Regions from separate parts of the Homo sapiens genome. Here region 2 is linked to region 1. A link is a loop called in an ENCODE intact Hi-C map of the cell type or tissue named here. Cell type or tissue: A673. All regions are shown on one strand. Each heading gives the region's core, and the rest is flanking DNA. Links, peaks and the distances in the headings are about the cores only.

The links. A loop is a pair of places that touch in the nucleus more often than their neighbours do. Peaks named below come from ENCODE experiments on the same cell type or tissue, not always from the same donor. Only the 100,000 strongest peaks of a DNase experiment are listed, where the experiment ranks them.
Region 2: it touches region 1 in a loop (4-fold over the local background); 2 of 110 quality-filtered maps call a loop at or near these places.

Annotation. Positions count from the first base shown.
Region 1 is chr10:126,134,091-126,137,003 of GRCh38, forward strand. ADAM12 (ADAM metallopeptidase domain 12) reads right to left here. Exons shown (of 23, transcript NM_001288973.2): 5 at 1,494-1,570. Among named protein-coding and RNA genes, the nearest start is that of FANK1-AS1, 160 kb to the left of the region's middle. RefSeq lists an enhancer at 1,088-2,287. In A673, for the core only: a CTCF peak has its summit at 1,267 (motif pointing right); DNase peaks (open chromatin) are centred at 1,301 and 1,961; H3K27ac peaks cover 1,293 bases.
Region 2 is chr10:126,502,898-126,505,810 of GRCh38, forward strand. C10orf90 (chromosome 10 open reading frame 90) reads right to left here. Exons shown (of 10, transcript NM_001350921.2): 4 at 1,060-2,188. It overlaps LOC105378549 (a long non-coding RNA gene), which reads left to right. Exons shown (of 3, transcript XR_001747637.3): 3 at 209-288. Among named protein-coding and RNA genes, the nearest start is that of LINC00601, 82 kb to the left of the region's middle. In A673, for the core only: CTCF peaks have their summits at 1,407 and 1,608; a DNase peak (open chromatin) is centred at 1,394.

The DNA of each region.
Region 1 (2,913 bases), core at 177-2,676:
ATGTTTTCTGAACGAATGAATAACTGAAGAGAAGCAAATTCAAACCACAAGGCACCTCCTTCACTTTTCAGAGTAGCAGACATCTTAAAGTTCAATTGTGTTGCATAAATAGGACATAAAAATGCTTTTAAAAAAATGCAGGTATGCAGAAATGTGTGTGTGCATGCAAATGTGTGTGTTCACTCAATGATTTGGGTCTGTGTCTGCTAACTTGGAGAGACAGACAGGGTTGGGTGACAAAAGAAAGCCGTAGAATGATGTATATGATGTGACTCTATGTTTGTAAAAATAAACAAATACACACCCCAATCTCTGACTATGTGTTTACATGCACAAGGGATGAGAAAGCTGGGAGGGGAATTCCCAGCTTGCATTTTTATCTGAGTGGGACTGGAACGGGATGAACGAGGAAGAGGAATAGCTTTGTGTACTTATTTTTAGTTACATGAAAGGACCAACGCTGGTAAATACTTAGAGATAAATCAGATGTATTGAGCAATGGGGAACATGTGAGCAAATAGAACTCTCATTCTCTGCTGGCTGGAGTAGAAGTGAGGGCAGCAAAGAATAAACTGGTAGGTGTGTGGTTGTTGTGTGTGTCACATGCATATTCTCATCCTCCATGATCCCACACAGAACCTGCAAAGACGTCACAGGAACTGCTGATGCGCAGAATGTGATTCTGCTTTTTAACTCAAGCAGGTATATCCTTCCAGGGCCTTCTCTCTCTTCCCTCCCATGGAATCATGCTTTGGTGCCTTGGGCCAAAGTTACCCAGGACTCTGAGGTTACAAACATTTAGTTCACAAATTCGATAAGCAAATCCAGTAAAAAGGCTGAAACAGCTGGAAATTTATCAAACAAAATGATTTTCCTGGGGAGCACATAAGGGCCACCTGATGGCCAATAACTGTGATGTGGAAGGAAGCGGGCTGTGAGTAACACCTGGGGTTGACTTGTCTAGCATGGGAAGGTAATTGTTTCCTGCATCATGCCCGTAGCATAGTAGCAAACCCCCTACCAATCCATGCCTCTATTCAACTCACCTTGGTTGTTGCTAAATTAGTTTCCTTACTTTGTTTCCTAATGAGAGGAGGCCCTTTAAGATTTACATTAAGCCAGCAGCTTCAACATTGGTATGTAATGTTCTATCTTTTAGCACTGGGAATTATAAAGCATCAGAGCCACATAAATGGAAAATAATTCACAAAATGCTTGGATGTAGAAACTCAACCAGTTCAGTCGCTTTTACCCCACCAGGCCTGAGGATGGCACTGTAAGAGGGGGCATGAACATGAGGCTAAGATCCTGGGTGGCCATGCTCTTGTAAGCAGTGGAGAGAGGGCCTCCGTGTTCTCTTGCCTAGGTGGAGGTGTAGCTGAGCTGGGAGCCCCCATCACTCACTCTCAGTGCTTTAGCACGAGCAGGAAAAGACAGAGGTTGCCTGCAGTAGATGGCTGAAGACTAGAGCCGCCATGGTCATGGCCACTTACCTGAGACCAGAACACGTGCTGAGACTGACTGCTGAATCAGAATATCCCCGTACATGTCCATGGTAGTAACAGTGACCCTAAAGGGGAGGAGGAGAGAATCCCATTTCAGTTATAACACATTTTTGCCCACTTATAATAAATCAACTGCCTCTTGTTTTTAACTATAGAATTTTCCATTGCATAAAATATTGTTCTACAGTCTTAATATTTAATGCAAAGCCCAACATGACCCAGCCAGGGTCTATGTCGGGAATATCTGATTTACTTACAGATTACCAACAGCGGTTTTTAAATGAACCCTAGTTTCACTCTTGTCTCTCTGGCACCCTACAGGAAAGCCCTGATACAGAACGTTTTACAAAATCCAGCAGCAAAACAAATCACATTGACATCGCCATTTTACCCTCATGTAAATTGTCTTTTGTAATGAGATGAAGAACTGTAGGGGGTATTTAAGCACACTGTGAAATGTAATAAAACAAGGCCTAAATCTGTGGCTTATGAAAACGGGAAAGCAGATGAGAGGAAGTGGGGGTGAAGAAGGAAGGAGGGGACCTCACTGAATTACCCAATTGAGAGCTGAAAGTCTATCTCGGCAGGAAAGAAAAATAGGAAGGTCTTCTAAGTCTAAGACAAAAGTTCCCGTGTGTCATGCCTGCAATATTCTATTCTTTGATAATGTCACAGCTTACAAAAAGAAACCACAGCACAGACACTTCCTTAGTGAAGACAGATATCAGTCCGGAATCAAGGTTAATTTTATCATCGAGCAAAGGTTATGCTGCAGCCCCAATTAAGTGGCAGACTGGCAAGAAGTGGCTGAGTATACTCAGTACTCCTCACTCAGATCCTCTGGACGCCAGCTGGGTGCAGGTCTCTGCAGAGAAAGGTACATGCATCTTCTCAGGGTTTCCTCTGAGAAGCTCCTCTTTTGAGCAGCTCAGGTGTTAGTCTGTCTCCACTGCACCCTCCTTAGCACACAGCTCCTTCACACACGACAACAGTCATGCACTTTGTCCAGCGCAGAGCTTGGTGTCCAGTCATTCTGCCCAACAAAACCCACCTTGACTTTGCTAAGAAAAAGCACCAGATGCAATTGAGTCATGAAGAAAACCAGACACCACCATGGGAAAGGGGCTAAGATGATCTCTTGGTCTCAACGTAGATGACAAAATTCTCAGATCATCTAAAAGGCGATGAAAGGAGGGTGATAGGGTTAAGGGGTTGCAGGGACATTTATTATTCTGTTGAGCTTTTTCATATTAATTTTAGAAGTTCTTTATATACTCAGGATATTAATACTCTGCCTGTTATTACATGGGAAATGTCTTTTAACTTTGCTTATGGTATTTTTTGTTCAGAGTTTCCAGTGTATATCAATCTAAATGCATTTGTCGCTCTCTTCATGCATTTTTTGCAT
Region 2 (2,913 bases), core at 269-2,768, 370 kb after region 1:
TCTCTGAGCATTCAATATTTCAATATATATACAGTTGTTAAAATTAATTACATCATTTAACATTTCTATACACATTATAACTTTAAATGTTTTACAGTCATTTTTATTAATAAAGCTTTAATGAATAAAAGTTGTACCGTAAAATTATGATGCATATCCTGCATTTTCAATTGTATACTAATATCTTTAAATACTTTTTTCCAAATAGAAAGTAATTCATAAACCAGAGCCTCTTGCAGAAAGCAAAGTTGAAAATCAGAAGTTTACACAGAGAAAGAAAGAAATCTGGCCTCTTTCTTCCAAAAAATGCCTGCTTTCCTCTTTTGATTTCCCAAGAAAGGTGCAGAGTCCTCAGGGCAACCCATCCTGGGAATTCTTCCCGGCCCTGGAAATGGCAGAAACAGCAACAAATCCTGGTCAAGATGCCCCAGAAGACAAAACCAGGGGGACAGAAAATTGCTGCTGCTGCTGCTACTACTATTTGGCACAGAGAGTCCCTGACTTGCCTAATTTAGAAAATGTCCTATAATTATTATACACGCACACACGCACACATTCACATACACACATTCACACTTACACGCTCCATTATGAAGCTTTGCAGTCTAGCTTTTATATCAATGAGGCTAACTTGAAAAGTAGAAAGTACAGAAATCTGGACACTTCCAAACACGCAGATGTTTGGCGAGAGAGATGAAACATCTGGGGGCGAATGGCATTTCATTCTTCTCACCCTCTTTTGGAACGCAATTTGGGCATGTTGTAAATTAACTTCCTTTGGAGGCCCTCATTTCCTTCTCATTACATATGGTCTGGAACTATTGGGAACAAGAATTTGACAGAAGGCCTCTTACAATCTACAAAAGTCTCAACTAAAAAAATCTATCCAATCAGACATCGATGCCGAGCTATCAGTTGTCAACTATGAGCAGAGCAGATCACTGCAAGTCTACTGAGAAATGCCTCTTAGAATAAGTTTTGTATAAGAAATTCACTCAACAGTCACCTTGCTAGGACATTTACTCAGGTCACCCTCCTGCAGATGGACGCACCACTCACCTGCCCTGTAACTCCAGCCAGGAATGTGAATGGACAGTTGGTTGGCATGATCGCTGGCGTGACAATGAGTTGTATGGTCCTTTTCCCCTTTTCTTACAGTGACTTGGTTAGCTCCCACATTTGCCAATTCTGTGTTTTCCAATGGAAAAGAACCACTCCAAGGACAAGCGCCGGTCCCCAAATGCACCCGCCTCAACGATGGGGTTTCCTTCAAGTGACTTTCTTGTAAACCTGGGTTCCAGCGCTGGCCTACGAGGTCCTGGTCTCCCTCCAGGAGCTCCTGCTTCAGGGCTTCGCTTATTGGCTCTCTGTTCACTAGGCCATCTACTCCATCTGCTGTTAATCTGTGGGAACTACAATTGAGGTTGAGCGACAGGACGGATCTGTGCATTTTGGGGCTGGCAATTTGAGGTGGCTCAATGGGGACGGAGAGAGACTTGTCTACGTAATAGATTGAATCTGGACACTGCTGAGACACCCTGAGGTGGACACAGGAACTGAACACCAGCGGGCTCTTTCCTGACAGTGGGGTGTCTGGAGAAAAACTGGTCTCTTTGTCGTCTGCATGGGTGACCCAGTACTTGCGTCTCTCACACAACCCAGTGTGGGCCTCGGGAACCTTCAGCCGCACCACGGAGCTGTTTCTGGAGAACTCTGTGCAGGCAAAAGATCTCTGATGCCGACCTGGATGGGCGCCATTGGCCAGAGCCGGGGGCGCCTGGAACAGTGTGTCCTCAGCCCTGCACTTGGGGCACAGAGAGTCCCCAGCAGTCCCCCACACCAGGGCGCGGGCTGGGGGGCCCACGCGTCTGGCCGTGATGGTGATGGATGCAAACCCTCTGCGGGGGCCCCCACAGGGTCTCTCCTCTTTGGGCGGCAGCTCTGCCTCAGGTCCTCGCTCATCTGACGGTGCCGGGATTCCTAATCTGCCCGGAAGTAACGCAAATGCTCTGTGAATGTTGACTCCGCTGCGGTTAGCCAGAGATTGCTTGGCGTGATGTGCACGAGACTGAGCAATGGCACACGGTAGGGGCAAGGAGGCCCTGTTTTCTCTTGACTTATTCTCATCAATCATCTGGGAGATGACTATGGATGAAATCATTTTTGTGTTTTGTGATGCCAGGGTCTCCTGCAAATAGAAAAAGATCCCGATTATTCAAGCAGTCTATTGAAATATAGACAGTAAACTCTCTTTCAAGGGCCACCAGGATGCCAGAGCACTGGGTTCATAACACTCAGATGTCTTGTCCAAGGCTTTTTACTGCACACCTGATGCTCAGAGATGGCAGGAAGGGCAGGAAAACTAGATGTTTATGACAAGTTACACGTTCTGGAAACATTGGCCTGAGTCATGAATTGGTTTTCTCTGCTGGGCATCTATTCTTAATTTATCTAATGATGTGTCAACGGGGATCATCTAATTCGATAACCACCTCCGCCAAGCCCAGGAACCCCTGAATACAGGCTCATATCCTCAATGGAGAGGAAAGACAGAATTCTGGAGGTGGCTGGAACTTGGGGCCACAGGTTTATGTGGGAGATTAGTCAGTAGTCCTGAAAGGAAACAGCAACGGTGGTTACCAGGAGCCCCCTCCCTACCTTGGTCCTTTGGAGTCCTCCACATTTGCCGGTTTAGACTCTAATTCAGTTGCTCCCTGCTGCTTGGCATCATGGAAGTCAAGGTCCAGAGAGCAAAACAATAGAAATCAAATGCCCAGCTGGGCATGGTGGCTCACACTTGTAATCCCAGCACTTTGGGAGGCTGAGATGGGCGGATCACCTGAGGTCGTGAGTTTGAGACCAGCCTGACCAACATGGAGAAACCCCGTCTCCACTAAAAATACAGAATTAGCC